Linked DNA regions of Homo sapiens: regions 1, 2, 3 and 4 are each linked to region 5. Evidence: chromatin contacts called from ENCODE Hi-C or POLR2A ChIA-PET data. All regions are on one chromosome and are shown on one strand. Each heading gives the region's core, a stretch centred on a gene start or an enhancer-like site at or near the end of the contact. The rest is flanking DNA. Distances are from core to core; before and after follow the strand shown.

Region 1 (2,700 bases), core at 155-2,654, 1.3 Mb before region 5:
GAGAAATGAAAATGGGAGTGGGGGGAGCAGAGAAGGAGAACGAATCCAGTGGAAAGAAAGCTGGTGAGGGAAAAGATGCCCTGCAGAAAAGTCCCCTTTCCCCCACTGTCTGGACACTGGTGAATGACATTAGATAGAGACCCACCCCATTCAAGTCCCCTCACTGGCTCCTTTTCTCCCCACTACACCACTCCAAAATCTGAAAATCTCCAGACAGAAAGGACCTTAGTAGTTATCTGGTCCAACCACTGCATTGTGCCCTCCAACACGCAGAGGGGGCCGGTACTGCCCATGTGCCCTTATTTCCCGGCTCCGCATACTGAGGCCCAACGACATCGATTGCAGTGTAAGCGCTCAGAGTCCTGGCACTAGACCACAAAGCCATTCTCTCAAATATCTGCACAAGTGGCTCCACACCCTCGCTTCCCCGCCACGGTGGGTCTCCCGCGGACCCGCCGAAGGAAAAGCCAGAGTGAGAGTCCCAGGTGTGTGGGAGTCCCGGGCTCGGGGTCCGGACACCAGCCGTTGCCGGGAGCCCTCCCCGTCTTCCGCCCCGGGACAGCGCGACACCAGCGCTCGCCACTTCCAAGCTTATCCCAGCTAACTTTTTCTCGGGGTTGCCTTCACGGTCCTGCCGCCAGTGCTGCGGGGTACCCAGGGCGACCCCCAGCGGCCGCGCCCGGGACGCCTCCCGCCCTCTCGCCCCTTCCCCATTCATTCCTCTCGGCGCGTGGGGCAGCCCTCCCGCAAGCCTCCGGCCTTCGTGCCTCTCTGCGCCCCCCCCCCCCCACCCGGGAAGGATCGGCTCCCACAGTGCCGTGTCTCGAAGCGAGGGATGGAGCGGGACGGCGAGCGAGGCAGCCTCGGACACCCCAACGCACCCGCCCACCCACCTTACGCCCTCTCCCAGCCGGGCAAGCCAGCGCCGTCGGCGGAGAGAAGCGGCGCTCGAGGCTGGCGGCAGAGTGGACGCCCGACCTCCGTCACCAGGAACCTTTCGCGCCCCAAGTCAAAAGAGAAAGTTAGTTCTTTCGCTTTGCGGGAAACTTTTCGAAGCGCCGAGGAGCAGCGGTGGCTTAGAAGAAGTTTAAGCCAGAGTTATTTCCAAGCCGGAGGCTGGGGGCGCGGATCCGGGGTGGGTCAGGGGTCGGCGGACTGGTTACTTAGAGGGGCGCGAAGGGAATGAAGGCGAGCAGCCCTCGTCGCGCTCACTCCCTCGGCTTCCAGCGCTCACCTCCAGGCTCCGCTCGGGGCGGCCAGGGTCGGGACGGGGTCGGGCGGGCTGTTTGTCTGGCCGGCGGGCGAGCACCGAGGACTCACGGCCGGCGCGCGGGCTGAAGGGTGCGCTCGGGCGGCGGCGAGAGAAGAGAGCTGTGCAGTGCGCGCCTGGCTGCGTGCGACTGTGGCTTGGAGAGCGTTGCATCACCCCTTTTATAGCCCTCAGGCTGGCGGCGCGGTCGTTTACTCCGTGTTGCCAGTCCCAGGCTGACGTAATGCTATTAATAGCTTCCCGGGAGAACCGGCCGAACGGAGCGGAGGAAGGGGGGTGGAGGAGGGGCCAAGGCGGGGCCGAAGGCGGGTGGAGAGAGGGGGCACTGGTGATGCAAGTTCGGGGAGGAGCCAGCCCAGGCGCGTTCCCCCAGCCTCGCTCACTGAGACACACACCAGCCCGCCCTCTCTCTCCATATCAGGACCGGAGCCGCCCGGGATAGCCGCCAGATGTGCGTACTCGCTGCTGCGTGTTCCAGGCATGACCAATGGTGCCCAAGCCAGCGGCATGACTCCACCGCGCTGGCATCTGTCCCTCCGCTAGGTTGAAGAGCGGGGGGGGCGGGGAAGGTGGGGAGGCGGGTCCCGGCCCCAGCCCAGACTAGGTGAGGCTGGGAAGCGGGCACGACCTTTCTCTAAAATGCGTGGTCATTTTCTGGAGCTTCAGGAAAATACCCCCTCCCCCACTGGCCTCCTACTTCTCTAGCAGGGGCGGAGTAGGGGCAGAAGCGTTAGTCTGTGGTGTGGGGAAGGTGTCCAAAGTCACCCTTCGGTGTATCCACGCCGTTACCCGCCGGGTGTGACCTCTGCGGCGGGGACCGCGAGAAGCCCGCCGGTTAACACAAAAGCGGAGGGCAGCCCTCGGCTGGCACCGTGCGCCCGAGCCCGCAGCCCCGGACACTCCACATGGACGCACACGCAGGACAGCTCCGGGCTCCGAAACTAGGGCGAGTGGTAGGACCGTATCGGTTCGATTTTTTTTTTTTTACAATCACAAAGCGTTTGAAATTGACAAGAACATGTCAGTGAAACCAACAAGAGCGTGAAAAGATCGGAGTCCAGGAGGAATCAGAGGCAACCCGGTGGGAGGGTAGGAGGGGGCGGAAGCCAGCGGCCAGGAGGAGGGGGAAAGAGAAGGTGCTTTGGGGTCCGCGAACCTGCCCAGGCCTGGGGGTCGCCCCGCTCTCAGGCAATATTTAGGGAAAACCCATGTTCAGCTTTCACGTGTTCTTCTGCTCCCAGAGCCGATTGGACTGGGACCGGACGGCCCGGAATGGGGACGCAATGACCACAGGCGGAACCCGCAGCAGAAATCCCCTCTGCCCTCAAGCCAGGGTGGCGGGAAAGGCGGGGCCCCGTGGTCCGAGATTCGAGCTGAGACCTCAGCAGAACTGGGTTTGAACCTTAAAAACGATTTCCTGGTTCTTATTC
Region 2 (2,700 bases), core at 137-2,636, 1.2 Mb before region 5:
GGAGAGCAGGCCTGCCATGTTAATTCTTTTCTGCACGGATGCCTGGACTCTGAACCATCTGGTTCCCTCTGCTACCGGCAAAAAGGCATCCCTTAACATCCTCACATCCCAGCCATGTCTCCCTCCCTCGGTGTCCTCACTGACTCATGGTTCTAAATGGCCCCTTCACAAATGATGCCCAAACTGGCATCACTGACTAAGGGCCAGGTTTCTGATACCCCCATGCAATCCTAGTCCATATAAGGCCAATTAACTCAGGAATTAGCGAGACCAGGCCAGAGGGTTTTGAAAAACATCAGGCCTCTTCCTGCTCTACCACTAACAGGTGGCAGGCCTCAGTTTCCTTATGTGTAAAAGCAGGAGATGGGTTCCTGCCAGCTCTGAAATACTATGGTACTATGACCTCCCCCCAATGCCGTTCCCCCGCTCCACATCTAATATCAGCCCCCTGTTGGTCCTTGTCGTGCGGCTCCAGTCCCAACCAACCCAGGTGGGCAGGTGGTTGTGAGTTTTCTGGACGCCTCTAGACTATTGACGTGTGTGGGTGTGTGTGGGCGGGGGGGTCTCTATTGACGTGTGGCGGGGGGGTTGTGGGGGTCTCTAACCTCCAGTCCACCCTCTGCGCTCACTTCCAGCTTTGGCTGAGCCCCAGGGGTACATGACCTAAAAGTGGGTTTGAGGAGTCCGATGCAGAGGCCTGGGATACAGGGGCAGGAAAAGGAAGTGCAGGCAAAGACTGGCTTATCCCAGGACCTGTCTCAATTCCCACCTAACCCAGGGAGCAGGCTCTGCTTCCCTCCCTCCGTCCCCCGCCACTCCCCACTATGCGTGGGCACAGTAAACGCCTCGGCTGATGCTAACATGAAAACCAAAAAGTTCTGAGGTCTGTACGCAGATCATCAACGAAAAGGCGGCTAGAGGGGAAATCTCCCGGGGACCGAGGGAGAAGTTCAGGGTGGGGTGTGCGGGCAAAGCGGAGCGCTCCGACTGTTGAGGACTCGTCCTCACCCCTCGGCCATCCTTCGGGGCCTAGAGAGAGGAGGCCCCCCGCCGGCCCAGGGCGCCCGCCGCGGGCCGCGCGTCCCCCAGAGCTTCCTGGGCCGCCGGCGCCTCCTGGGTCCCCGCTCGGCTCGCCGCAGATCGGACGCCACCCCGGGTCCCTCGGCCCGCGACACCCCCGCCTACCTCCTCCCCGCCATAGCGGGCCAGCTCCTCCTCGGTGAAAAGCCGCACTGGGGGCCCCCGCTCGGCAGGGCGCGGTGTCTGCCCGGCCCGGGCTGTGGGCAGCCCCGGGGCCAGCGCCAGGACCAGGGCCAGCGCTGCCAGCGGCCGCAGCCGCCGCCGCGGCGCGGGGCCCACCATGGTGAGCGCGCAGCGCAAGGCAAGGCCGGGCCAGGGCGGCGGGGCCCTAGCACGCCCGCCCAGCGTCCCGGAGTCCCGCCCCGCGCCCAGAGCCTCCCCGAGGGCGGGGACCCGAGAACTCCCGCCCTTCGCGCGCCTCCTGCGCCCCGGGGTGGGGCTGGCCGGGCTACTCGGGCCACGCAGCTGGAACCTGGAAATTAGGATTGGAATCCTGAACTCCTAAATCCAAACTACAGACTGGAAGTTACCAAAAAATGTCACAGTGGTTCCTTGATCAGGTAGAAAGATGACAGAGCCCAACATACCAGAACCTAGAAAGGTATATTTCTAAAATAAGACCCCAACTGTCTTAATTCGCTTTTATTTTTGGCTGATTTTTTTTCTTCCTGGTTGTGTTTAAGTTTCTGGTTCCCAAGGAGATTTTTGCAAAGGGTAGGGTGCTGTTACCGATACGCCCTGAAATAATAATAGCTAACATTTGTGCCAAACTTTGCTCATTACTTTATGCAACAAATATTTTTGAGTACCTCCATGTACCAGGTCACTGGGGACTCACCACTGAACAAGACAGATCCACGCCCACGTGAAGCTTACATTGTGTGGGCAGATAGACAATAAGATGCTAAGTAGTATGTTAGATGGTGGTAAATACTAGGGAGAAAAAGTAGGGCAAAGAGATAGGGAGCACTGGGATGGACATTTTATTTTATTTTATTGTTATGTATTTATTTATTTTTGAGACGGAGTCTGTCGCCTACGCTGGAGTGCAGTGGCGCCATCTCGGCCCACTGCAACCTCCACCTTCCGGGTTCAAGTGATTCTCCTGCCTCAGCCACCAGAGTAGTTGGGATTACAGGCACCCACCACCACGCCTGGCTAATTTTTTTTTTTTTTAATTTTTAGTCGAGATGAGGTTTCACTATATGCTGGCCAGGCTGGTCTCGAACTCCTGGCCTCAAGTGAACCATCCACCTCATCCACCCAAAGTGCTGGGATTACAGGTGTGAGGAACGGTGCCCGGTTATGGGGATGGTCATTTTAAATAGGCAGGTTAGGGAAGGCCTCACTGAGAACAGGGTATTTGCATAAAAATCTACAGGAGGCGAAGGAGGCGGTCTAGAGGGAAGAGCACTTTGGTCAAAGGATCAGGTGCATAAATGCGGAGGAATGAGGATGCCCGGCTTGCTGGAGGATCAAGGGAAGGTAAGAGGGGTAGGTGAAGTCAGGAAGGAAGCGGGTAAGGGAGTGGGGGTGGATCTTGGGGGCTTCACAGGTTATTTTCAAGACTGGCTTTTACTTTCAAGACTGGAATAGAGGAATTAACAGAAAAAGGGTCTC
Region 3 (2,700 bases), core at 99-2,598, 1.3 Mb before region 5:
GTTGTTTTATGCTCGAGCGGGGACGATGAAAGAGGAGATAACCAAGTGTTTCTTCTGCACTTGGGCAGATCTGGTCGCTGGTAGGCCAGGTGAGGACTCTTTAAGTAGAAATGGCCTCTCGAGTTTCCAGAAAGGAAACACAGAGTCAAGGGTGGGTCTGGCAGGGCTGGGACGAAGGGGAGCCAAGTGGGGTGCCTAAGGTGTAAAACTGAAGGCGGCGCTCATGGTCAGGCCCTGCAAGCACAGGGTGGGCGCCTGATGCGATGCCTCCTCATACACCTTCTCATGGCTGGGCCCTGAGGCCGACCACCTCCATCTCTGGAGATCTGGTCTGGCGCCGGTTACCTGCTGAAAGGCACTGAGATTGTGTTCCAAGTGGAAAAGTTGGTTCCAGCGGACTCACATGCATAGAATAAGACACACATTTCACAGCCCACCTTCATCACCAAAACCATGGACTTCGGAGTCTGATGACCTGGGACTGACTTCCAGCTCGCCATTCATTAGCTGTGTGACCCAGGGAAACGCTTAATCGTGTGCCTCGATTTCCGTCCTCATCAGTAAAATGGGGAGGACTCAGAGAAGAGGACTAAACGACAAGGGGATGGAGGATCATGAAAACACCTGGCACAGAGCAAACCTCAGTAAATTGTGAGTTCCCTGTGAGGCCCTGATGTTGTTTACGATCACGTGTTGGCCAGGGATCCTGGCCTCTGGAAACTTCCATTGGCAACATTAGCACAGTAGGAGGGTTTGGAGATCAGTCCACGAATTTACCACCCAGCGAAATTAACTGGTTTCTAGTCACACCACTAATGACAGTTTAGACACAGTCAAAACGGTGATAAATGGACCTAGTTGGCCCAAGCTGATGGATTCATAAATAAATATTTAAACCACAGCCTTTCTCTGACAGCAGAGGCATCAGAGAGCAGAGACGCTATAAGCAAAGAGTTAAGGAGTCAAGGGCCATAGAAAACTCTTCCTGACACTTGGTTCAGGCTCAGAGGGCAACTGAGATGTCCATCTGGTTAACCAAAGAGGGCTTCCAGGAGGAGGTTCTGGGACTTCAAAGAGCCTCCAACTAGGCTCAGTTGTTCTTCCGTTTTCATCATCATCTCAACAGTCAACTCTCTTAAAGTATAACACGGTACAAGATGGGCTCTCAGTCTGCAGGTGAGTGAGTGGAGTCGTTTCCCCAGATGTTTCACGATCCCAGGCCTGGTCCCTTTAAGGCATCGAAACTCAGAACATTCTATCAGCTGCCTCGGCCTCCCCGTGGCGCGCTTACGTCACCCTTCGGGGAAGCGGCTGACGTCAGCGCGTTCTTGGCGAGTGGGGCGGGGCCGGTGACTCACCCGGACCGCGCCCCTTGCTCCCCGCCCCCGCCGGGCCGCGCGCACGTGAGCGCGCGCTGCGCGGGTTGCTAATTTTAGCTCCGGCGGCTTCCCTGGGGTCCCGTGAGGTGAAGGGGAGTGGAGGGGACGAGGCGGGCAAGGAGCGTGGCTCTCCTCGTTCCTTCCTGCCCCGCCGTGGGTTTTCCTCGAGGACCGGGCCCGGCCCGAGGGGTGGGGGCCCGCGGGCGACTCGAGGTGCTGGAACGCGGGCGCTTACCGAGGCGAGAACCTAGGGGGTCTCCCCGCGTGGAAACCCCGCCCCTCCCTCGGCCTTGGACACAGTCGGCGCTCAATAAATGAATCGAAGTTTCTTCCTGGACGGCGACCCTGGGCTTTCGGGAGAAAGCCAGAGGGGCAGGGTTCTGGAAGGTTCCCTGGCGGCTGGGGTGCGGTGCGGGCTGAAATCCGAGCAGGAGCTGGGCGCGGCCCTCGGGGACCGACTATGGGGGACGGCGCCGCGGGAGTGGGGCAAGTGCGGGCCTGGACCCTTGGGGCCACCGCGTCAGCAGTCGGCGGGGCCGTGGGAGGGACGGTGCCCGCCCGCTGTGAAGGGCGGTGGCCCTTCTAGGGTCAGGCCAAGCGCAGAGGCCTGAAGGTCACCGGGTGAGGAGCCAGCGCGGGTGCCTCAGAAGCCAAGCGCCCCGTCCCGAGCCCTGCGCGAACCAGTATGACCTTCCAGGAACCAGATGAGAGCTGCGTTTTCAAGAAGCAGTGCCAGACACCTTGGGAAATCGACACTCTCCTGTCCTTGGGTGGGGGTGGGGGTCCTGGAAAGAAGCTCCGTCAGCGTAAAGTGAACTCTTAGCTTTGACTTTGCAGAGGGATCCGTTGTGTCACAGTGACCCGCATTCCTGTCATTGGTGTGGTGTGTTTCACAGCCATTGCCTCCCTAGGTAGATTGTAAAACGGCGTTCGTAGAGCCTTTGACCTCATAATATTATGTTGGAAATTACACGATAGTAAACATAATGATAAATGGGGAATGTTAAATGGTAGTATGGGAACATTTTCTAATGGTTGCATCCTTAAAATTTTCTGTTTCAAGTTTTTAAAGGCTATAGCCTTAAAAAAAGCTGACTGTAGGAAAATGGTGGAAAGAGTCGTGGAATAAAGGTAGCTTTGGGGATTATGACGTGAATAAATGACAGAAATTAGTATGTGTCATTTTCCTTTGTTTTCCAAAAATACCACAATGTCCTTTGTAAATTGGAAGTTTTTCAGATGTGCATGTGGAAGCTGCAAGATTTTTAGGGCTTTATATCCATCTTAAAACTGGTTTTAAAGGATTGGCAATTACAATCTA
Region 4 (2,711 bases), core at 56-2,555, 1.8 Mb before region 5:
GCTTACAGGATCCTAATCCTGTATTTCCCTTAGGAGTAATGATTCAGTATTTACTAATTCAGTGTTTCCAGCAACTTTACAGAACCTAACTACTGCAAATAACAAGAATCAATTACATACTGAGGGAAAGGTTTTTTTCAAATACACTTTACTTCCTTTTATGCACCAGGGATAAGAAAAGCCTTCCCAAGAAATTACCACTGTTTCAAAGAGCCTATAAAAGCAGTGCTCCTGCCTTCTAGTATCCTTTTCCCCTCTACTCTCCACACTTTATTCTTTCTCGGTTTCTCTCTTCCTGTTTCTTGCAGGGTCTCCACTTAAATAATGTCTTTCAACAATCTACAGTCCTATAATACATTTAATAAAGGTGGACACACAAGACATACAAGTACTTTTTTTTTTTTTTTTTTTTTTTTTGAGACGGAGTCTCGCTCTGTCGCCCAGGCTGGAGTGCAGTGGCTCGATCTCTGCTCACTGCAAGCTCTGCCTCCCAGGTTCACGCCATTCTCCTGCCTCAGGCTCCCGAGTAGCTGGGACCACAGGCGCCCGCCACCACGCCCGGCTAATTCTTTGTATGTTTAGTAGAGACGGGGTTTCACCGTGTTAGCCAGGATGGTCTCGATCTCCTGACCTCGTGATCCGCCCGCCTTGGCCTCCCAGAGTGCTGGGATTACAGGCGTGAGCCACCGCGCCCGGCCCATACACGTACATTTTAAAGTGAGAGCTATGGCTGTGCTTCCGCAACATTAATTGCAAAATTCTGTGGTACCTCAGTTCCATGGGCACCCAGAGGATGCGTTGTTCAGCCTCAGCTGGGAATCTGCACTTTGGGCAATTAAAAATTTTCACTGCTCTGTTTATTTCTGCCGGGCGCGGTAGCTCACTCCTGTAATCCCAGCACTTTGGGAGGCCGAGGCGGGCGAATCACTTGAGGTCAGGAGTTCGAAACCAGCCTGGCCAACATGGTGCAACCCTGTCTCTACTAAAAATTCAAAAATTAGCCGGGTGTGGTGGCTCATGCCTGTAATCCCAGCTACTTGGCAGGCTGAGGCAGGAGAATCGCTTGAACCCGGGAGGTGGAGGTTGCAGTGAGCCGAGATCGTGCCATTGCACTACAGCCTGGGCGACAAGAGCGAAACTCCATCTCAAAAAAAAAAAAAGAAAGAAAGAAAGAAAAAGAAAAAAAAGAAAGTTTATTTCTGTTTCTTTAAGACGAAGTTCGGGTGTTTTGCCCTCTTCAGAAATGGTTGCACGCGCGTCCCACGCTCTGCGCATGCTCCTTGAGCAGAATTCCGGGTTAAGGCATTCAGGGACTCTGACTGCGCAAGATGGAGTGTAGGCCGGCCGGCGAGACTGCACCTCCCAGCATGCCTTGCAGCCAGGACTGGAGTCGGTACTTAAGAGTGATGGGGTTCCCTAGATACTTTAGGCCGTCGCATCGATTATAGAGATTGAGGTGGAACCCGGGGCCTGGGAACTGGACGCACGCGGAGGGCGAAGATGGAAGCCTGGCGCTGTGTGAGGAAGGGCTACGGCCACTGTGTGGTGGGAAGAGGCCGGTCAGTAGGGCTGGGTACTCGGAGGGAGGAGAGAGGGGCGGGCGGCCTGAAAGAGCGGGCGGGCGTCCGGGACTAACCCGGGGCGGGGCGGGGCGGGCTAGGGGTGGAAGGAAGAGGAAGAGGGTCTGGGCGATGGTGCATCCGGGACGAGCCTCCAGAGACCAAGCGGGATAGGTAAACCCGCCGCGCAGCTGGCGGGACGCTGGGCCAACGAGGTCTGGGGTCTTGGCGCGGAGTTCATGGGCCGCCGGCCAGGCTTGTGCCAGTGGCTTTGGATCCCTGGCCTGCTTCCCCCAACCCAGCCTCCAGACCAGCGCTGGCCTGCTCCACACACTCCGCAGCACCGTCCCGGGAACCGAGCGTCGGCGGGGAGGCCGCCTCTCCGCAGTAGGTCTCGGCGGGCCTGATCCCTTGGAGGCGCGTGTGTGGCACACGCCCAGGAGGGGCTTGATTTTTGTTGATGTGTTAGTGTCTTTCAAACTTTAGTCACTTGTATGTCATCCCTTACTGTTATGGCCAAGTTCTTGTTTCACGTGTATTATTTACTGGATATTTTTCTTTAAATTGACTCAGTTTTTTTTAAAAAGCACTTCAGTAGGTGCTGCCCACATTAGCTTCACCCTAAGCAGTGTCTGCAGAGTCTTGGATTTGATGTGCGATTATGTTTTTTCCTAATAAACTAACATAAGTATTTAGAAATTACAATCAAGTAATTTAACTGTGTACTCTGTGAAACCGACTCGTGTACCACCCACCACGCTTGGGAAACACAGCATGTATTATTACATAAGCGATGGGGATTTGGTTGTAACTCCCATAGGCCTGGGACTTGATGGTAATTCAGTTCAACAATGTTTCCTGAGTACCAGCTGTTTGCCAGGCACTGTGCTAGGCACTTGTGAAGATAACGGAATTAAAATGAATAAGACGGTTCTGTTCTGGCCCTGAAGGAGCTTAACATCTTAAGAGAAAAAAAAGTCTGAATAAATAACTGCAAATATAGATAATAGCTTTTGTAGTACAAGTATTATATTTCAATACAGTGGCTTATTAGCATAGAAAATGCATGGACCAAGTGCCCAAATTCCTATGGCTTTCAGAGTTATCACAAAGCAGTGTAGAATGCCCATGTTATGCCTTTAAAGATTTACA
Region 5 (2,700 bases), core at 71-2,570:
TAGCCAAAAAGAAAGAAAAGAGACAATCCCGGCTGCGCACAGGTCGGCAGGGCTCGCCCTTGGCTTCCCCGGCCGGTGACAGCCGCCCTGGCCTCTGCCACCCGCCCGACAGAGCGCGGCCCTCGGCGCCGGGGCGAGCGAGGTGGCAATTGACATTTGCACGGTTCGTCCATACAGTCCGCACGCCTGCTCCTCCAGCCCGCGGCCTCGGACCCTGGACTCCGCCAAGGGCCGTCTCCCTCTGCTCACCCCGACCCTGCCCCAGGCTCAAGGGCTAGGAAGGCGATGCCCCCAGCGGGCAAGTGGCCTCCGAAGGGAACCATGTTAACCTTGCAGTGCACACATCTGCCCACACGCCCAGTGTCACAGCCCGGCCAAGCCTGACAGCCTCCCCGCCACGGATGCCTGCCCAGCCCAACCCCGCATCCCCTCCCGGCCCCATGCCCGGACTCCTAGCCCGTCCACCCCAAACCAAGCCCAGGAAAGGGGATATGAGATTTTGCTTAAGCAAATATATCTACCTGGATCAAATTCAGGGATCCGAGCTTGGTATTCGGCTCCGACTCTCATCCCAACATCTGCAAAGCAATGCCAAAAAATATATATAAAAAATAAAAAAGAAGAAAAGAAAGAAAAAGGAAGAGACACTTAAAAAATAAAAATCGCTAGATGGAGGAAAGAAGCGGCGGGTGGATGGGAAGATATCAACTCGGGGCACTCCGGGAGATGGCAGCGGATTGGGGGCGGGGAGCGGGGGGGGGCAAAGGCGGAGGATTGGTCGAGGGCGGAGGGACGGGGGGTCGCGGGGGTGCTGCTGCACTGCACCGGGAGTTCGAGGCTACCGCAGCGCCCAGGCTCTGAGGGGAGGGAGGGCGGGAGAGCGGCGAGGGGAGGGGGCTGGGGGAGGGGAAGAGGGAGGGGGGCAGGCGGGCTGGCGGGGAGGAGTTCGAGGCTACCACCGTGCTCGTCGTCGCTGCTGCAGCCGCTCTCGGGCTCTGAGTAGTGCAGCCCGCCGTTGGTGGACGAGGCGCCGCTGCCGCCGCCGCCTGCCGGGCTCTTGGCGCTGCCGTTGGCCGATCGGTTCTTCCCCAGTAACTCGGGCCCTTTCTCCATCATGCCGGGCATGGTAGAACAGGGGAGGGGGAAAGGTGAGGGGAAGAGGCAGGCGTCAGGGTGAAGGCGGAGATGGCTTAGAGCGCGGGCGGGAGGGAAAGGAGGAGGAGGAGGAGACGGCGGCGGCGGCGGAGGAGGAGGAGGCTGTTAATATGGAGCCGCCATAACCGCCCCGCTCCGGCAGTAGCGCAGTCGCCTCACAACAACCCGCCCCGGCCCCGCCTCTCTCCCCTCCTCCCTCCGCCGCCGCCCGCCCCGCGCAGTCCCGGGCGCCCCTCGGCCGCACCGCGCTCTACGCCGCCGCCGGTATCACTCCGCTCCGCAGGGAGGTTCCGGCCGCCTGGGGGGAGGGGAAGGGGGGAGGGGCGGGGAAACCCCGCTCGCAGGCAGCCGGGCCACCCCAACCAAGCGCTAATAAAATCGCCACCGAGGCGTGGCCGCCGCTCGGGCTTTCTTCCTAGGGGGCGCTCCGGAGCGCGGGCGGGAGATGCACACGAGGGAGCGGGACTCTTTGCCCTCTCTGGGCGGAAGGAACGCGGTCACCCTGAGAAAGGACCGGCGCGACCCGACTGGGCGACCGGGGGGAGCGGCCCCCCCCCTCTGCGGACCGGGCTGCAGGCACGGGCCTGAGCGCGGCGTTCCTCAGATGTCTGGACCCGCAGGCCGCTCAGTTTCCCGGTGTCCGCTGGCAGCCTCGAGCTAGGGGCGCGCTCTGGCCCGCGGTGCAGTCGCGCAGTATAGCAGGGCGGCCTTGGGGCTCTGAGGCCCAACCGGCGAAAGAAGTAGACTCGGCCCTAACCATCTCGACGCTACAATTTTTGTTTCTGGATCTCTGAAGTAGGGCCCAGTTCCCGAGAGAGAGTCTGGGGATGACGGGATGAGTTTCCGGGGCTGAGCGATGCAACTGTTTTTTGCTGAAGCCCCTCTCCCCGATCCTAACCCTACTGTCTTATTCTTACCATCTTTCTTTCCTTTTTTTTCTTCTCTGTTTTAATAGCTGGGGAGTGAGTGCTGTGGAGTGAGGGGGAAATAAGATAAACATGAGACCTGGCCCAGTAGACGCGTTTTCAGTTCTTGCTGACCTGCGGTCTCCGCTTGGAGCGCTGGGGGAGAGGGCGGAGTCCCCCGGCAGAGGTGAAGCGAGAGCTGCTTTCTGGCAGCGTTTCCAGCCTGGAAGGAGTTGTGCTCTGTAATGCTTTTCTGAATTGCATTCGGCGAAAGGAGTAGGAAACTGCGTTTATTCCTTCACCAGATTTGAGGGCATCTGCTGCGTGCCAGGCTGCCTGGCATTGGGGGCTGTTTATGATTTTCTTTTCCTCTTTTTCTGATTTCTTCCCCCCCACTGACGAATAAGTAGAAATAAGTGAGGATTTAACTGTGAGCCTCTAGTATGCAGATGTATGCTGAGCGGTATTGGGGTTCAGCAGATACTCTCCAAACACTTGAAAATACTGTCTTGTAATAATTCTATTATGGGTCAATCCAGAGTGGATCAAACCAGAAATGAACGTCTCTGGCCAGAGCAAACCTTACTGAGAGAAATAATATATCTAACTCAGGAATTGAGCCAAGAAAACCCTGGGAAGT

What was found. Hi-C counts contacts between places; a loop is a spot of excess contacts on that map. ChIA-PET counts read pairs that join two places held with the same protein, here RNA polymerase II (POLR2A). Pooled maps may share reads with other maps.
Region 1: a loop to region 5 is called in a map of gastrocnemius medialis, with 11 times the contacts of the local background. The contact joins the promoter of ATF3 here to the promoter of RCOR3 in region 5. A Hi-C loop is called at or near these places in 2 of 168 maps with a recorded cell type or tissue (gastrocnemius medialis and naive thymus-derived CD4-positive, alpha-beta T cell) and 14 of 50 pooled maps.
Region 2: a loop to region 5 is called in a map of naive thymus-derived CD4-positive, alpha-beta T cell, with 8 times the contacts of the local background. The contact joins the promoter of NENF here to the promoter of RCOR3 in region 5. A Hi-C loop is called at or near these places in 1 of 168 maps with a recorded cell type or tissue (naive thymus-derived CD4-positive, alpha-beta T cell) and 8 of 50 pooled maps. POLR2A ChIA-PET finds 5 or more read pairs at or near these places in 1 of 52 experiments (H1).
Region 3: a loop to region 5 is called in a map of chondrocyte, with 5 times the contacts of the local background. The contact joins the enhancer-like site here to the promoter of RCOR3 in region 5. A Hi-C loop is called at or near these places in 1 of 168 maps with a recorded cell type or tissue (chondrocyte) and 10 of 50 pooled maps. POLR2A ChIA-PET finds 5 or more read pairs at or near these places in 1 of 52 experiments (activated B cell).
Region 4: a loop to region 5 is called in a map of CD8-positive, alpha-beta T cell, with 27 times the contacts of the local background. The contact joins the promoter of ANGEL2 here to the promoter of RCOR3 in region 5. A Hi-C loop is called at or near these places in 3 of 168 maps with a recorded cell type or tissue (CD8-positive, alpha-beta T cell and naive thymus-derived CD4-positive, alpha-beta T cell), 1 of 37 single-sample maps with no recorded cell type and 14 of 50 pooled maps.

What each region holds. Positions count from the first base shown.
Region 1 is chr1:212,607,465-212,610,164 of GRCh38, reverse strand. ATF3 (activating transcription factor 3) reads right to left here and starts at 1,404. Exons shown (of 4, transcript NM_001674.4): 1 at 1,235-1,404. RefSeq lists silencers at 583-762, 773-912, 1,533-1,742 and enhancers at 1,023-1,082, 821-1,778, 1,779-2,700.
Region 2 is chr1:212,431,606-212,434,305 of GRCh38, reverse strand. It overlaps NENF (neudesin neurotrophic factor), which reads right to left and starts at 1,386. Exons shown (of 4, transcript NM_013349.5): 1 at 1,186-1,386. The coding sequence starts at 1,362. It overlaps LOC105372906 (a long non-coding RNA gene), which reads left to right and starts at 1,489. Exons shown (of 3, transcript XR_922577.4): 1 at 1,489-1,681; 2 at 2,462-2,565. RefSeq lists an enhancer at 791-880 and a silencer at 1,041-1,600.
Region 3 is chr1:212,557,684-212,560,383 of GRCh38, reverse strand. No RefSeq gene overlaps it. Among named protein-coding and RNA genes, the nearest start is that of LINC01740, 13 kb to the right of the region's middle. RefSeq lists enhancers at 1,008-1,147, 1,648-1,777, 1,157-1,894 and a silencer at 1,318-1,587. Within about 2 kb of position 1,348, at least 38 of the 41 ENCODE cell types and tissues checked have a DNase peak (open chromatin) inside an H3K27ac peak, as active enhancers do.
Region 4 is chr1:213,014,461-213,017,171 of GRCh38, reverse strand. It overlaps ANGEL2 (angel homolog 2), which reads left to right and starts at 1,305. Exons shown (of 9, transcript NM_144567.5): 1 at 1,305-1,559. The coding sequence starts at 1,501. RefSeq lists enhancers at 1,270-1,579, 1,292-1,879, 1,880-2,468.
Region 5 is chr1:211,257,986-211,260,685 of GRCh38, reverse strand. It overlaps RCOR3 (REST corepressor 3), which reads right to left and starts at 1,320. Exons shown (of 12, transcript NM_001136223.3): 1 at 960-1,320; 2 at 522-578. The coding sequence starts at 1,125. LOC105372902 (a long non-coding RNA gene) reads left to right here and starts at 1,494. Exons shown (of 2, transcript XR_922552.3): 1 at 1,494-1,950; 2 at 2,111-2,700. RefSeq lists silencers at 742-1,041, 1,112-1,901 and enhancers at 604-1,103, 1,606-2,107, 2,382-2,501.